Linked DNA regions of Homo sapiens: region 1 is linked to region 2. Evidence: chromatin loops called from intact Hi-C (ENCODE). Cell type or tissue: MCF 10A. All regions are shown on one strand.

Evidence for each region. Peaks named below come from ENCODE experiments on the same cell type or tissue, not always from the same donor. Only the 100,000 strongest peaks of a DNase experiment are listed, where the experiment ranks them.
Region 1: it touches region 2 in a loop (17-fold over the local background); 5 of 110 quality-filtered maps call a loop at or near these places.

What each region holds. Positions count from the first base shown.
Region 1 is chr12:6,694,001-6,702,000 of GRCh38, reverse strand. It overlaps PIANP (PILR alpha associated neural protein), which reads left to right and starts at 1,186. Exons shown (of 5, transcript NM_001244014.2): 1 at 1,186-1,387; 2 at 3,897-3,956; 3 at 4,209-4,714; 4 at 5,477-5,558; 5 at 6,350-8,000. The coding sequence starts at 3,940. The coding sequence ends at 6,575. RefSeq lists enhancers at 1,905-2,406, 5,110-5,219. In MCF 10A, a CTCF peak has its summit at 3,997 (motif pointing right); a DNase peak (open chromatin) is centred at 3,990.
Region 2 is chr12:6,419,844-6,427,843 of GRCh38, reverse strand. No RefSeq gene overlaps it. Among named protein-coding and RNA genes, the nearest start is that of CD27, 21 kb to the left of the region's middle. RefSeq lists enhancers at 627-866, 907-1,016, 4,328-4,377. In MCF 10A, a CTCF peak has its summit at 4,126 (motif pointing left); a DNase peak (open chromatin) is centred at 4,113.

The sequences.
Region 1 (8,000 bases), 270 kb before region 2:
GCGCTCTGGATATAAATTTAGGACTCACTGACATTTACATAGTATTTAAGCCCTGGGACCGGATGAGATCACTGGACAGAGAATGTGGAAAGAGAGAATGGCCAAGGACTAAGCCCTAGGAGGCTCCAACATTTAGAGGTCACCCGAGGAAGACTAAGAACAGTCAGTGAGGTTGGAGGGAAATGAGGAGAGTGTGGTGTCCTGGAAGTGCCCTGAGGAAAAACAGCGTAGTGTGGTAGAGAGGGATGGGATCCAGGTGGTGGGAGAAGGGGCAGGAGAGGCTACTTTTGATAGAGACATTAGGGAAGGCCTCCCAGAAGGCGTTGGATCTAAGTGAGACTGGAATGAAAACAGTAAGTCATTGTGAAAAGCCAGGGAAATGTATTACTGAGGGAACAGCAAGTGCAAAGGCCCTGAGGCAGGTTAAACCTGTCTCCAACCAGGAAATCCACCAGGTCCCATGTGGCTGAAGCATAGAAATCTTTAGGAAAGGCAATCAGAGAGCCACCTAAGAGCCAGGTTATATAGGGTCTTGTAAGTCACAGCACGGAGTCTAGGTATTCCAGTGCTGGAAAAGCCCAGGAATTTCGACGTGATCCACTTAATGCATGGTAGCAGGGCCAGAGTGAAATAGGGGATCAAGCTGTGGGGATAATCCAAAGATGGTGCAAGGTCCTTCCTCCCCAGTCCTTTCCTCCACCCCTTGCCCCCAGCCTTGACCTCAGGCACTTTCTACAGCGGGCAAAACCAAGTTGGGGGACAGGCAGTGGTGACTCACGCCTGTAATCCCAGCACTCCGGGAAGCTGAGCGGGAAGGATCGCTTGAGCCCAGGCGTTCGAGACCGGGCTGGGCAACACAGCGAGACCTCATCTCTACAAAACACAATACAAAAGAACAAAGTTGGGAATGCAGAGCATTGAGTGACTCAGAATCTCAGAAACTGACTGAGGCGACCATGGGTGTCCCTGGAGTTGGGGTGAAGGAGGTGGGGAGACTGCCATCAGAACCCAGGGAAGCGGACGGTCGCTGGACCCTGCCAGCCTCTTCAGCCCTCCACCTGGGACATAGCCTGGCTTGACTCCTGCAGCGCGGCAGCAGGAGGGTTAAACCGTGCGTGGCCTCCGGCGCGGGGGGGAGGCGGAGACGGAGACGGAGCGGTCCCAGCCGCCGCGCCGAGCCCAGCCGAGCCGAGCCGAGCCGAGCCGAGGCGAGCATCTCCCACCGCCGCCGCCCCGCGCCCCAGGCGCCCGCCCCCCACCCGCTCCAGCGCCCTGCCGCGGGCCAAACCTCCCCACCATGCCCCGCACCCCGCCCGCTCCTGCGACCCCCCAGCCCCGCTCAGTCCCGAGCGCCCGCAGTCGTCGCGCCGCCGCGCCAAGCATGCAGGTGAGTGAGAGGGACCCCCACGCCCCCACCCGCGGGGAGCCCGGCCCTGCCCTTCCCGGCTCCGCGCCCTGCGCCTCCTGCCCCTCCCGACGCGGTCCCTCGCCCGGGACAAGGCCTCCAGCCTCCCAGCGCCCCTTCCCCGAAGGGCTCTCCATCCCTCCGCGGTCCTGGCTCGCTCCCGCCCTCCCTGGCGCAGCCGTCCCCGTCCCCGCGGCTGCCTCCATCCCGCCTCGGCTCGGCGGGCGGCTCCGCGCAGTCTCCTGCTTCGGGTCCCCAGTCCGCTCTCGGCACTCCCTGCCTCGGGGTCCCTTCGCCGACCTCCTTTTCCTCGTCTCCCCCCACTCTCGCCGCTCTCCAGCCCTGTGCGGGGAGTGCGGGCCTGCGGGATGGGTGGGATGGGGGCCACGCTGGGGCTGGGGCCCGGCTCCCGCACCCCGAGGCTCCTGCCCCACCCCCAGCTCGTCTCCTGCGCACAACAGGTCGGTGAGAAGCTGGGAGAGGGGTGGGGGTGGCGCGCCAGCCCGGGGACTGCGGGCTTCCTGGAGGGGGCGGCTGAAGCTGTGCGGGGCCCAGGGACTGGGTTGGCGCTGGCTGGGGGTGGGGATGCACAGGCGGAGGGGCGATAGTCCTAGAGTCAGCTGGCCACAGATGCGCCCTGGGAGCCCTTCTCCGCTTCACTGGTTCGCTCTACACGCCTCGCTCCCTCCCTCTAGCTTTCTTCCTTTCCCCTCTCTCTCCCTTCTTCCCACCATGCCCCCATCCCTATGTCTTTCGGTATCTCCACATCCCTTTACATTTGGGGGAGCAATTCCGAACTCCTCCATCTTTGCTGCTCCCGCCTCTGCTTCCCAGCCCGTTCCTCGTGTCATTTTTCCTTAAGCATTTATGTTCTCTCCTTCCCCACTTCCTTTCTCCCCATCCTGGGCTTTCCCCCCTTTTCTCCCATCCCCTTACTCTCCACTCCTCTGGCTGTCCTGCCTGGACCGCTCTCTCCTTCTCCTCCTGCCCCTTCTTCCCCTGCACCTGTGACCCCTTCATCCTCTCCGTTTCCCCTCCCTGACCTTTTCTCTCATCCTTTCCTCCCTTCGGCATCCTCCACAGTTCGAGTCTTCTGTACCCACTCTCCTCCTCTCTTCCCAGTTCTCTCTTTTTCAGGACTGCCTGCTCTCTCTCACCCTGCACTCCAGGCCAGCTTCCTCTTCACATTTCTCCTCTCTCACTCTTAACCAGCCTTCCATCTCCCAGCCCTTCACCCCTTCCCATCTCTCCCACTGCCTGCTTCCCCACGCCCTTCCCGTGACTTTCCCATCTTGTTCCCTTGTTGTTCTCTGGGAAGATTCAATGGGCAGATTTATTTATTTTATTTTTTGAGTCGGAGTCTCGCTCTTGTTGCCCAGACTGGAGTGCAATGGTGTGATCTCAGCTCACTGCAACCTCCGCCTCCCAGGTTCAAGGGATTCTTCTGCCTCAGCCCTCTGAATAGCTGGGATTGCAGGCGCCCACCACTACCCCCGGCTAATTTTTGTATTTTTAGTAGACACGGGGTTTCACTATGTTGGCCAAGCTAGTCTCGAACTCCTGATCTCAGGTGATCCACCCGCCTTGGCTTCCCAAAGTGCTAGGATTACAGGCGTGAGCCACTGCGTCTGGCCCATTGGGCAGATTTAGACCCAGAATCCACAGGAAACGGGTATCCTATCTTCACTCCCTCTGGGGAGCCTGCCCCTCCTGGATCCACCACCCTCAGCTCTGAGAACACACCCTTTCTCTTTCAAAACCAACCATCCCGATTTTCCCAGGATTCTTTACCCAGGAGAGCCACATTTGAGGGGGTGGTTTCTTCCTGACTCCACCTCCCTTCAGAGGGCACCTATGCACTTGGATGATTAAACATTAAGAGCAAAAATTATATTCTGTAGTTTTTCTCCCACTCACCTCTCTCTTTCTGTCTCTTTCCTTCCATCCCTCCAGCTCTTCATTCCTTTCTCCTGAAGATGCAGACTCCTGGGGCTAATCATAAGACAAATGCCTGGCACTGCCAGAGGGGTGGGAGGGCTGGGAGGGCTGGAAGGGCCCCCCTGCACGTACACACACTCACTGGCTTGCTCAGATTGACTTCCCCATCCCTCCCCCTACCCTCAGACTCCCTCCCTAGCGGTAGGTGCTCAAGGAATCACAAGGTTCTTGGCTCTAAATTAAGATCCAAGAAAAGCCTGGAGCTGTGGGCAGAGGAAGTGAGAAGAAGGGAAATCAGAGAAGCCAGAGTAGACCCTGGGGTGGAGAGGTAACAGGGACCTGAGAAGTTGTAGATGGGGCTGGAGTCTGGTCAGGCAACCACGCTGGAGTTTTTCCCCCAAAAGGATGCTAACAACCAGTGAATCCTGGGTGCAGCCGCATAGCTGGCAGCTGGGTGGCCTGGGAGGGCAGATGCGGGTAGAATTGGTGGATGAATTAGCTGGGGAAGTACACAGGGCAGGGCTGGGGTGTGACGGCCCCCTTTTTCTCCCAGTAAAGGCTGAAAATCTGGGTCACAGCTGAGGAAGACCTCAGACATGGAGTCCAGGATGTGGTAAGTTTGGCCCAGCAGAGGGAGCCTGGAGACCACATTCCCTGGGGCCATGACTCCTTCCTTCCTAGACCCATCCAGAGCCTTCCCATCCTGAGGGCCATCCTCCTTTGGAAGATGGGAAATGAGGCGAGTCTTCCCAAGGCCCACCTGCTTTCACAGGGAAACCTGGAGGTTTCTGGTGTGAACCTGTCCCTCCCTCACATAGGCCCACAGTAGGCCTGTGTCTCAGCCACGCTCTCTCCCTTCTTGCAGGCCTGCGCTGCTGCTGTCCCACCTCCTCCCTCTCTGGCCACTGCTGTTGCTGCCCCTCCCACCGCCTGCTCAGGGCTCTTCATCCTCCCCTCGAACCCCACCAGCCCCAGCCCGCCCCCCGTGTGCCAGGGGAGGCCCCTCGGCCCCACGTCATGTGTGCGTGTGGGAGCGAGCACCTCCACCAAGCCGATCTCCTCGGGTCCCAAGATCACGTCGGCAAGTCCTGCCTGGCACTGCACCCCCAGCCACCCCATCAGGCTTTGAGGAGGGGCCGCCCTCATCCCAATACCCCTGGGCTATCGTGTGGGGTCCCACCGTGTCTCGAGAGGATGGAGGGGACCCCAACTCTGCCAATCCCGGATTTCTGGACTATGGTTTTGCAGCCCCTCATGGGCTCGCAACCCCACACCCCAACTCAGACTCCATGCGAGGTGATGGAGATGGGCTTATCCTTGGAGAGGCACCTGCCACCCTGCGGCCATTCCTGTTCGGGGGCCGTGGGGAAGGTGAGTGGGAAAGGCTGGGAGGGATATGACGGATGGGGAGGCTGGGTGAAGACACCAAGGGGCAGAAATAGAGGCCTTGTCTGTTAGCTCCTTCAACAAATGTGTCAGGCACTATACTGGCACAGGATGCAGAGATAAAGACACCCTCTCGGAGTTCAGGTCCACTGGAGCAGACAGACATGAAAGGACTTGGAGAGGAGTCATCGTAATAAATGCTTTAATAGAGGCATGTGCAGCATGATTTACAAAAAAAGAGAAGTGAGAGTCTCCTCCTGCTTGGGGATCAGGACACCTTCAGAGAACTGACATTTGAGCTGGCCCTTGAAAAGAGAGTGGGAGTATTCTGGGCAGAGAATGCCATGAATGAAGGGCACTACCCGGGAGATGTCTTGGCTCAGGGAGTGCTGATGGAGGAACAGGGCCTGTGGTTTGGGAGTTGGGCCATGGCAGAGACTAGGACATCTCCACCCCTTAGTTTCCAGGCATAGTGATAGGTTCTCGCTGATCATGGGGCCTCATCCTCATCACATATACACATAAGATTTGGTGAAATACATTTGGGAAAGTGGAGGAAAAGAGCTGAAAACTCAGGGGAATGCTGGTGATAATAAAGAGTGAGGCTCCAGAGGGGCAGACAGAGCCGGCAGTGTGGATCCACACAGCAATGCCACTCCAGCCGACAGAGCCCACAGCCCAGCCCCCAGCCCCTCTTGGCTCCTACCACCTCGGGGCTCCCTAAAACTTTCTTCCCACCCCAATCAGGTGTGGACCCCCAGCTCTATGTCACAATTACCATCTCCATCATCATTGTTCTCGTGGCCACTGGCATCATCTTCAAGTTCTGGTAAGCTGGGAGGAGGAAGGTGCTGGTGGATGGGGACGGAATGTTTGGCAGTCGAGGCTCTAACCACGAGGGGCAGTGGCAGCAATTTTGCTGGGGGGTGGGTGGGAAATGCTGGATGAAGGCAAGACCTTGGGAAAAGATAATTAAGGATTTGGCTGGGGGAAGACGGTGAGAAATCAGGGCAGATTCTGTCTCCCAGGGAAATACAAGGATAAGGGAGGGCAGGGGAATTATTCCTGTGCATTCCTGGTGAGCCTCCCCTGCCCCTACTTCCTCCAAGACAGAGAAAGCTGACCCAGTCTGCAGAGCCCTTCTTAGGGTTGCCTGGGGGGAGCAAGAAAACCTGGAGCTTTCTTTGCACACATTTAATAATGGATCACTCAGTCCTTCACACTTTACTGAGAGAATCATTAGACTCAGGTGTCCAAGTCATCAGCTTGCTTTGAACTAGAACTAAACCTGCCAGTTGTCTGCTGAAGACAGAAATGACTCTTCTGGGCATGTAGGGGAGAGGACATTGTGGTGGTGGGGAGGGGATATTAATTTTGTCGATCTGGATCAGGTTTGGAGGGTAAGGAGGTTTAGATTACCAAGCTCCCCTAGAGGGCAGGGGAAGTGGCTTTATGGGCACAGAGTCCCAGGGGATTTAGTAGAGAGAACTGTTAAAGGCCAGTTTCTCTGCTATAAGATGTTGGGAGTGACTGGGCGAGGCTGGGGGTGACCACTGGTGCAGGCCCAGGATGGGGGCTACTTGAGTGTGCAAGAGAACCTCTTTTCCTCTGGTACCCCAGCTGGGACCGCAGCCAGAAGCGACGCAGACCCTCAGGGCAGCAAGGTGCCCTGAGGCAGGAGGAGAGCCAGCAGCCACTGACAGACCTGTCCCCGGCTGGAGTCACTGTGCTGGGGGCCTTCGGGGACTCACCTACCCCCACCCCTGACCATGAGGAGCCCCGAGGGGGACCCCGGCCTGGGATGCCCCACCCCAAGGGGGCTCCAGCCTTCCAGTTGAACCGGTGAGGGCAGGGGCAATGGGATGGGAGGGCAAAGAGGGAAGGCAACTTAGGTCTTCAGAGCTGGGGTGGGGGTGCCCTCTGGATGGGTAGTGAGGAGGCAGGCGTGGCCTCCCACAGCCCCTGGCCCTCCCAAGGGGGCTGGACCAGCTCCTCTCTGGGAGGCACCCTTCCTTCTCCCAGTCTCTCAGGATCTGTGTCCTATTCTCTGCTGCCCATAACTCCAACTCTGCCCTCTTTGGTTTTTTCTCATGCCACCTTGTCTAAGACAACTCTGCCCTCTTAACCTTGATTCCCCCTCTTTGTCTTGAACTTCCCCTTCTATTCTGGCCTACCCCTTGGTTCCTGACTGTGCCCTTTCCCTCTTCCTCTCAGGATTCCCCTGGTGAATCTGTGATGCCCCCAATGTTGGGGTGCAGCCAAGCAGGAGGCCAAGGGGCCGGCACAGCCCCCATCCCACTGAGGGTGGGGCAGCTGTGGGGAGCTGGGGCCACAGGGGCTCCTGGCTCCTGCCCCTTGCACACCACCCGGAACACTCCCCAGCCCCACGGGCAATCCTATCTGCTCGCCCTCCTGCAGGTGGGGGCCTCACATATCTGTGACTTCGGGTCCCTGTCCCCACCCTTGTGCACTCACATGAAAGCCTTGCACACTCACCTCCACCTTCACAGGCCATTTGCACACGCTCCTGCACCCTCTCCCCGTCCATACCGCTCCGCTCAGCTGACTCTCATGTTCTCTCGTCTCACATTTGCACTCTCTCCTTCCCACATTCTGTGCTCAGCTCACTCAGTGGTCAGCGTTTCCTGCACACTTTACCTCTCATGTGCGTTTCCCGGCCTGATGTTGTGGTGGTGTGCGGCGTGCTCACTCTCTCCCTCATGAACACCCACCCACCTCGTTTCCGCAGCCCCTGCGTGCTGCTCCAGAGGTGGGTGGGAGGTGAGCTGGGGGCTCCTTGGGCCCTCATCGGTCATGGTCTCGTCCCATTCCACACCATTTGTTTCTCTGTCTCCCCATCCTACTCCAAGGATGCCGGCATCACCCTGAGGGCTCCCCCTTGGGAATGGGGTAGTGAGGCCCCAGACTTCACCCCCAGCCCACTGCTAAAATCTGTTTTCTGACAGATGGGTTTTGGGGAGTCGCCTGCTGCACTACATGAGAAAGGGACTCCCATTTGCCCTTCCCTTTCTCCTACAGTCCCTTTTGTCTTGTCTGTCCTGGCTGTCTGTGTGTGTGCCATTCTCTGGACTTCAGAGCCCCCTGAGCCAGTCCTCCCTTCCCAGCCTCCCTTTGGGCCTCCCTAACTCCACCTAGGCTGCCAGGGACCGGAGTCAGCTGGTTCAAGGCCATCGGGAGCTCTGCCTCCAAGTCTACCCTTCCCTTCCCGGACTCCCTCCTGTCCCCTCCTTTCCTCCCTCCTTCCTTCCAC
Region 2 (8,000 bases):
CAATGGCGCAGTCTCGGCTCATTGCAATCTCCACCTCCTGGGTTCAAGTGATTCTCCTGCCTCAGCCTCCTGAATAGCTGGGATTACAGGCATGCGCCACACATGCCCAGCTAATTTTGTGTTTTTAGTAGAGACTGGGTTTTACCATCATGGTTAGGCTGGTCTCAAACTCCTGACCTCAGGTGATCCCGCCTGCCTCGGCCTCCCAAAGTGCTAGGATTACAAGCATGAGCCACTGTGCCCGGCCCCTAATTTCAATTTCATTTTCTTTCTTTCTTTTTTTCTTCTTCTTTTTTTTTTTTTAGACAGTGTCTCGCTCTGTCACCCAGACTGAGTGGGGAGTGCAGTGGTGCAACCTCGGCTCACTGCAGCCTGCACTTCCCGGGTTCAAGTGATCCTCCCACTTCAGCCTCCCGAGTAGCTGGGACTACAGGTGCATGCCATCATGCCTGTCTACTTTTTGTATTTTTTTGAAGACATGTGGTTTTGCCATGTTGCCCAGGCTGGTCTGGAACTCCTGGGCTCAAGTGATCCACCCGCCTTGGACTCTCAAAATGATTACAGGTGTGAGCCACTGCGCCCAGCCCCGAATTTCATTTTCAAGTTGCTCTTTGCCCATGTAGCAGTTGACATTTGAAGAAGGCAGTTGTTTTCTCCAGAGTTGGAAGGTGGCACCTTGAGGTGTAGGCGTGTTGCTATGACACCCTGTGGGCCGTTGCTGGGGCTCTCTTGTGACTTTTCTGAAGTCACGGATGGAGAGTTTGACTCTGTGACACAAAGGGAAACATGTCTGACTAATCTTTCCCACACTCCCTTTGCCTCTGATGGCTCCCTCGGCTAGGAGAGGAGAGGAAGAGAGTGGGTTGGTGGGGCCTCACCCTTTATTACAGGTGCTTCCTCTGACCCTTCTCTTCTGCAGGATTTTTGGGGCAGCTACTGAAGGGACAGGCACTCCCAAAGGGCAAGGGCTGTGGCAGCCTTCTCTTTTACCCATAAGTTGGCCAGAATTGATGCTGTCTACTTGTTTTTTTTGTTTGTTTGTTTTGTTTTGTTTTTTGGGAGATGGAGCCTCCCTCTGTCACCCAGGCTGGAGTTCTCTCACCCAGGCTGGAGTGCAGTGGCGCGATCTTGGCTCACTGCAACTTCTGCCTCAGCCTTGGGTTCGGGTTCAAACAATTCTCATGCCTCAGCCTCCCAAGTAGCTGGGACCCCAGGCACACACCATCATCCCTGCTTAATTGTTTTGTATTTTTAGTAGAGATGGGGTTTCGCCGTGTTGGCCAGGCTGGTCTTGAACTCCTGGTCTCAAGTTATCTGCCCACCTCGGTCTTTCATTGTGCTAGGATTACAGGTGTGAGCCACCGCACCCGGCCTGATGCTCCCTACTTTGATGTGCATAGAGGAATGTTGCAGGCCACAGGCATAGGCAGGGTCCTGGTGGCTGGTGATGTCAGAGAAGCCTGGGGGGGAAGTCCAAGGATCAATCAGCTGGTGAAAATCTGAAGGAGCGGAGGATGATTCGAGTAAATCTGTGCTGCTTGGCCTGCGTCCAAGGCCGTCTCTCTGCTCAGTCACTTGCTGGCTGCCCAGTTGCTCAGGCTCCGTGGGTTTGTTTCCACTGTCACATGGGGATGCAGATGCTGGCCTCGGAGGGCGGGTGTGAGCAGCCATGTTTGGTAACTCGGGTGAATGCCCTGCTAGGACTTGATGCAGAAGAGGTGCCAGTCAGTGTTCACTGGAGTATGACTTGATCACCAGCAACTTCCTTCTTGACTGGGATAGGGCAACATGAGAGCTGAGAGTTCCTTAAGTGGGGCCGTGCTCAGAATGGAAGGGAAAGAGTGAAGAAATCTACTAGGAAGAGGTGTATGGGAGGCGTATGCGACAAATCTCACCTTTATGAGAGCTCAGCTAGTCAGTGGGAGCTTTAGGTTGAACGGTGTGGGTGCTTCTAGGGCTGAGGAGACCCCATCATATTTTCACGCCAAAGGAATGGGGTGGGCCGGATGGGGAGAGCTGCAAGAAGCAGGATGTTGCAAGTTTGTGTGGTTTGTTTGTTTCTTTTGTTTTGTGAGACAGGGTCTGGCTCTGTTGCCCAGGCTAGAGTGTAGTGGTGTGATCACGGCTCACTGTAGCCTCGAACTCCTCGCCTCAAGCAGTCCTCCCACCTCAGCCTCCCGAGTAGCTGGAACTACAGGCGCACGCCATGAAGCCCAGCTAGTTTTTGCATTTTTACTAGGGACAGGGTTTCACCAGGTTGTCCAGGCTGGTCTTGAACTCCTGGGCTCAAAGCGATCTGCCCGCCTCAGTCTTCCAAAGTGCTAGGATTACAGGCATGAGCCACCATGCCCGGCAATTATACATTTTAAATATTAATATAATAATGAGGCTAATCTATAATACTTCTATGTCAAATTGTTTAAAATTTTTTTAATTTTTTTTTCTGTAGTTTCATGCATTTCCTATTTAAGTATTAATATATGTCAGATTCTTTTAAGCATTACAAAAACTTTAAGTACCAAATGCATGCAGTGGTTAAAACCTGTTTGAAACTTAGCATGAGTTTGATTTGCTTCATCACTTTTGATTTTTATCAGTTAAGGTTTGACCAGAGAGTCAAAACCACTATGAGTGTTATGGAATAAGGAACTTATTTTAGAGATTAGACCTTAATCAATCATGGCAGCTGGGGAAGGAGTCTTTGGAGGCCTCCGTATCTGTGGTGGACCTGAGGTCACTATGGGTCAGTTGGGAGAAGCACTGGATGTGAAGTGGGGGCAGGGCAAAGGCCATCCGGAGCCTGCGTCTGTGCCTCACCACCACCCACCCCGATGGTATGGGTGTCTGCAGAAGGACCTAGCACTCCTTGCCACGGAGTTGCACTTGTGTGGCCAAGAATTAGAGAAGCTGAAGGAGGCGATCTGACGGGAGCTGGAAGAGCTGCCAGTCTGGCTGCCATCCGTGCAGACAAGGTGAGCCAGCAGATGACTGTCACCCCATGCTGGCCTCAGAGCACGACGGCCGCTCCTATTCTGTTTTCCTACCTCTCAAATCTTACATTTCTCTTGTGGCCAACCCTCACCCAGAACCATACAGGGATTAATTTCCAAGAAATATGGTTTCGTCTTAGCTAAGTTGAGAGGGTAAAAGCCATCATAAAGATTGATTCCAAACCTTCTTGGGGTTAAAAGAACACTCGTCCCCAAGGGGAACGGTTTTACTCAAGTGGGCAGTGTATGACCGTGATCTGTGATTACCGTCTCAGGAAGGCTAACCTTATTTATTTGCCAGATTTGAGGCTAGGAAGCCAGACTTGGGCCTGCGTACATCTATATAGTTCTCAGTTTAGTACAATGTTCCCTTAAATGTTTCAAACTACATTATAAATTTAATAGTTCTGAGTTTGTCTAAGTCTATACCCTTTTTAAAAATTAAAAAAATTTTTTCGCATTGACAACTAATCAAAAGAAGAGTCCATATGCTTCTGATGGGTTTAGATTTGCAACCTGCCTCCTGGGTCCAAATCGTACCCCCACTAGAGTATCTGGAAGTCTGGAATCTCCACCCTCAAGCTGCAGCCCTTCTTGGTGCCTCTTCCTTTTGGCCTGGCTACTGGATCCTTTCCTTATTCTTTCTGTCCGAGTAGGTCACCACTCCATAGCCATATGCATACCTCTGCAGGGCTCTGCTCACAACCCTGAAGTCATGCTCATGCCTGTGAGCACTGGACAGGATCCTGCACGGCCTCAGGAGGAACTCCAGGGAGTGGAGAACAGAAGCGCATGCCACGTTCACGCAGGGTCAGGATCTTACCCATCCAGGGCAGAGATTTTCCCCAGGGAGGAGGGATTACAGGTGCATATGCTGGCACCTGTAATCCCAGCTACTCAGGGTCACCTCTACGGGAGGGACTGAAGCCAGCAAGAACCATACACAAACTCTGTCCTAAAAGGAGCTGGTGAAGTCCCCTGGGGAAGGGGTAGAAGGGCCTTGGGGCCAGTTGCATAACTGGGACCTTCAAGCTGTGGCTCCCTGCCCAAGGAGCCTCTGCTATCCAGTCATGCGCTTGATTCCAATGGAGGCAGGAAGCGCGTCGTCCCATCTGTCTGGGCTTTGGGTGCCCTCTTGTGGCAGAATAGTGATTTCGCTCTTCACACTGTCTCACGTGGCCCTCTCAGGAGCCCAATTAGGGCTTCAAGGCTGTTATTTTGAAGATACGTTTATCGCAGCACTGTTTACAAGAGCAGGGATATGGAATCAACCTAGGGGCCCACCAATGGATGATTGTATAAAGAAAATGTGGCATATTTATACCATGGAATACTACTCAGCCATTAAAAAGAATGAAATTACATCTTTTGCAGCAATGTGGATGGAACCCTTAGAGGCCATTACCTTAAGTGAAATAATTCAGAGACAGAGTCAAATACTGCATGTTCTCATTTATAAGTGGGAGCTAAATAATGTGTGCACATGGACACAGAGAGTGCAATAGTAGACATTGGAGATTTGGAAAGGTGGGAGGGTGGGAGGTGGGTGAGGGATGAGAAATTTCCCAATGGGTACAATGTACACTATTCGGATCGTGGTTATACTAAAAGCCCAGACTCCACCACTACTCAATATATCCATGTAACAAAACTGCACTGTACTCCCTACATCTATAAAAAGAAAACAAAATGGGATTCTAACAGAAAAAAAAGGGACATAAGGGCAGAGGTGCCAGGCGTCGGGTATCCTCCCAGGGCTTCTCTTGTGTCAGCACAGCAGGCTGGGTTTCAGCAAGTTCAAAGAATTTGAGGAACCCCCTAAGGGAGGGCCACTGGTGGGGGCAGAGGGGTGATCCCAAGTACTCCTATCTGTGACTTGAAGAATCTATCTTTAACATAACCTAAAAGAATATACCAAAGGCTGGGCGTGGTGGCTCACGCCTGTAATCCCAATACTTTGGGAGGCTGAGGCTGGCGGATCACGAGGTCAAGAGATTGAGACCATCCTAGCCAACATGGTGAAACCCCATCTTTACTAAAAATACAAAAATTAGCTGGGCATGGTGGCAAGTGCCTATAGTCCCAGCTACTCGGGAGGCTGAGGCAGGAGAATCGCTTGAACCCGGAAGGCAGAGGTTGCAGTGAGCCGAGATTGCAGCACTGCACTCCAGCTTGGGTGATAGAGCGAGACTCCATCTCAAATAAAAAAAAAAAGAAAGAAAGAAAAAAAGAATGCACCAAAGTATGACCTGATCTTGTTTTCTTTTTAAAATTAAAATAGGGGCCGGGTGCGGTGGCTCACACCTGTAATCCCAGCACTTTGGGAGGCCGAGGCATGCGGATCACGAGGTCAGGAGATCGAGACCATCCTGGTCAACATGGTGAAACCTGTCTCTACTAAAAATACAAAAATTAGCTGGATGCGTTGGCACGTGCCTGTAATCCCAGCTACTTGGCAGGCTGAGGCAGGAGAATCGCTTAAACCCGGGAGGCAGAGGTTGCAGTGAGCTGAGATCATGGCATTGCACTCCAGCATGGGCAACAGAGCAAGAATCTGTCTCAAAATAAATAAATAAATAAATAAATAAAATTAAAAAATTAAAATAGGGACAGAGTCTTGCTATGTTGCCCATGCTGGTTCCAACTCCCCTGGCCTCAAGCAATCTTCCCACTTCAGCCTCCCAAAGTTCTAGGGTTACATGAGTGAGCCACCACGCCTGGTTATGATCTGAACATAAAAGCTCCTGTGGCTGGGTGCGGTGGCTCACGCCTGTATTCCCAGCACTTTGGGAGGCCAAGGTGAGTGGATTACCTGAGGTCAGGAGTTCAAGACCAGTCTGGCCAACATGGTGAAATCTTGTCTCTATTAAAAATTAGCTGGGCGTGGTGGCGGGCGCCTATAGTCCCAGCTACTCGGGAGGCTGAGGCAGGAGAATGGTGTGAACCCGGGAGGCGGAGTTTGCAGTGAGCCAAGATCACGCCACTGCACTCCAGCCTGAGCGACAGAGCGAGACTCCGTCTCAAAAAAAAAAAAAAAAAAAAAAAAAAAAAAAAAAATTAGCCAGGTGTAGTGGCAGGCGCCTGTGATTCCAGCTACTCGGGAGGCTGAGACAGGAGAATCGCTTGAACCTGGGAGGCAGAGGTTGCAGTGAGTCAAGATCGCGCCACCGCACTCCAGCCTGGGTGACAGAGTAAGACTCCATCTCAAAAAAAAGAAAGAAAGAAAGAAAGAAAGAAGGAAGGAAGGAAGGAAGGAGGGAAGGAAAATGCACATGCAGGCTGGGTGTGGTGGCTCACACCTGTAATCCCAGCACTTTGGGAGGCTGAGGCAGGCGGATCACTTGAGGCCATGAGTTCGAGACCAGCCTGGCCAACATGGCAAAAACCCATCTCTACTAAAAGTACAAAAATAAGCCGGGCATGGTGGCAAGCACCTGTAATCCCAGATACTGGGGAGGCTGAGGCAGGAGAATCGCTTGAACCCAGGAGGCAGAGGTTGCGGTGAGCAGAGATCACACCACTGCACTCCAGCCTGGGCGACAGAGCAAGACTCCATCTCAAACAAACAAACAAACAAACAACAACAACAAAAAAAATAGTGCACGCATGCATACGATATTGTGAATAGAATTTTAAGGAGTTTGTGAACTTTGGGGATGCATGAGCCCATATGGTTTGTAAAAGTTCCACTTCTAGATCTCTGGTCCTATTAGTTTCTCAGGGGCTTGAAGCCCTCAAACAGAATTGCTACTCTCTGAGGAGGTTGACAATGTCCACTTAAGGACAGCCTCTCTGGAGAGGAAGAAAGGACACAGGGTAAAATTTCTTCTCATCAGAGAAGTAACGTTAGCGTTAGCCTCAAAGATGCGTAAAGAGTTGCCTTGTGTCAAGAAACAGACGTTTCTTTTTTGAAAATATCCGAGAAAGACAAATAACAGAGATGGGTAATTTACATAATTTCAAGACAGAGATTGTCTCCAAATTGCCTAATTTGAGGAATCTGAATGAGATGAAAGACAAGACACTCTTTGGAAGGATTTCCTAAAGCAATTCTTCTTAAACTCTATTTTTGGCTGATCTCAGATGGTCTCTGAAAGTTTCCAGAGGCAAGGCAAAACATTTAAGAGCTTCCAAAAACTCATACCAAACTGCTTCTAGAAGAAAACTCAAACAAATTGATTCATGTTCTTTCAAGACACACCTTTAAAGGGATTTTCTTTTGGTGGGTATTGCTTATTTACTTAACTAATATTTACTTAATGCATACTGGAAAAGAGTATTTTAGAGTTGGCAGGAACTTCAGGCATCTTGTTCTGATTCCTTTATTCTCAGACAAGCAACATGAAAGCTAGAGAGGAAAACTGTCCCTCATTCTTTCAACAAGTTTATCAATCACTTCCTATGTGTTAGGAACTGGGCTTTGTATAAGAAATAAAAGAGGGCCGGGCGCAGTGGCCCACGCCTGTAATCCCAGCACTTTGGGAGGCCGAGGCAGGCGGATCACAAGGTCAGGAGTTGGAGACCAGCCTGACCAACACGGTGAAACCCCGTCTCTACTAAAAATACAAACATTAGCCGGGCGTGGTGGTGCATGCCTGTAATCCCAGCTACTCAGGAGACTGAGGCAGGAGAATCCCTTGAACCCGGGAGACGGAGGTTGCAGTGAGCCGAGATTGCGCCACTGCACTCCAGCCTGGGCAACAGAGTGAGACTGTCTCAAAAAAAAAAAAAAAAAAAAGGAAAAGAAATAAAAGATGAAAATACATTGAGGATAATCTCATGAGGTAAGGAGATATGTAGGGGAAACCACAATTCCTTTTTTTTTTTTTTTTTTGAGATGGGGGTCTCATTCTGTCACCAAGGCTGGAGAGCAGTGGCAAGATCTTGGCTCACTGCATCCTCTGCCTCTTGGGCTCAAGCGATCCTCCCACTTCAGCCTTCTGAGTAGCTGGGACCAAGTGCACCACCACGCCTGGCTAATTTTTTGTATTTTTGGTAGAGATGGCGTTC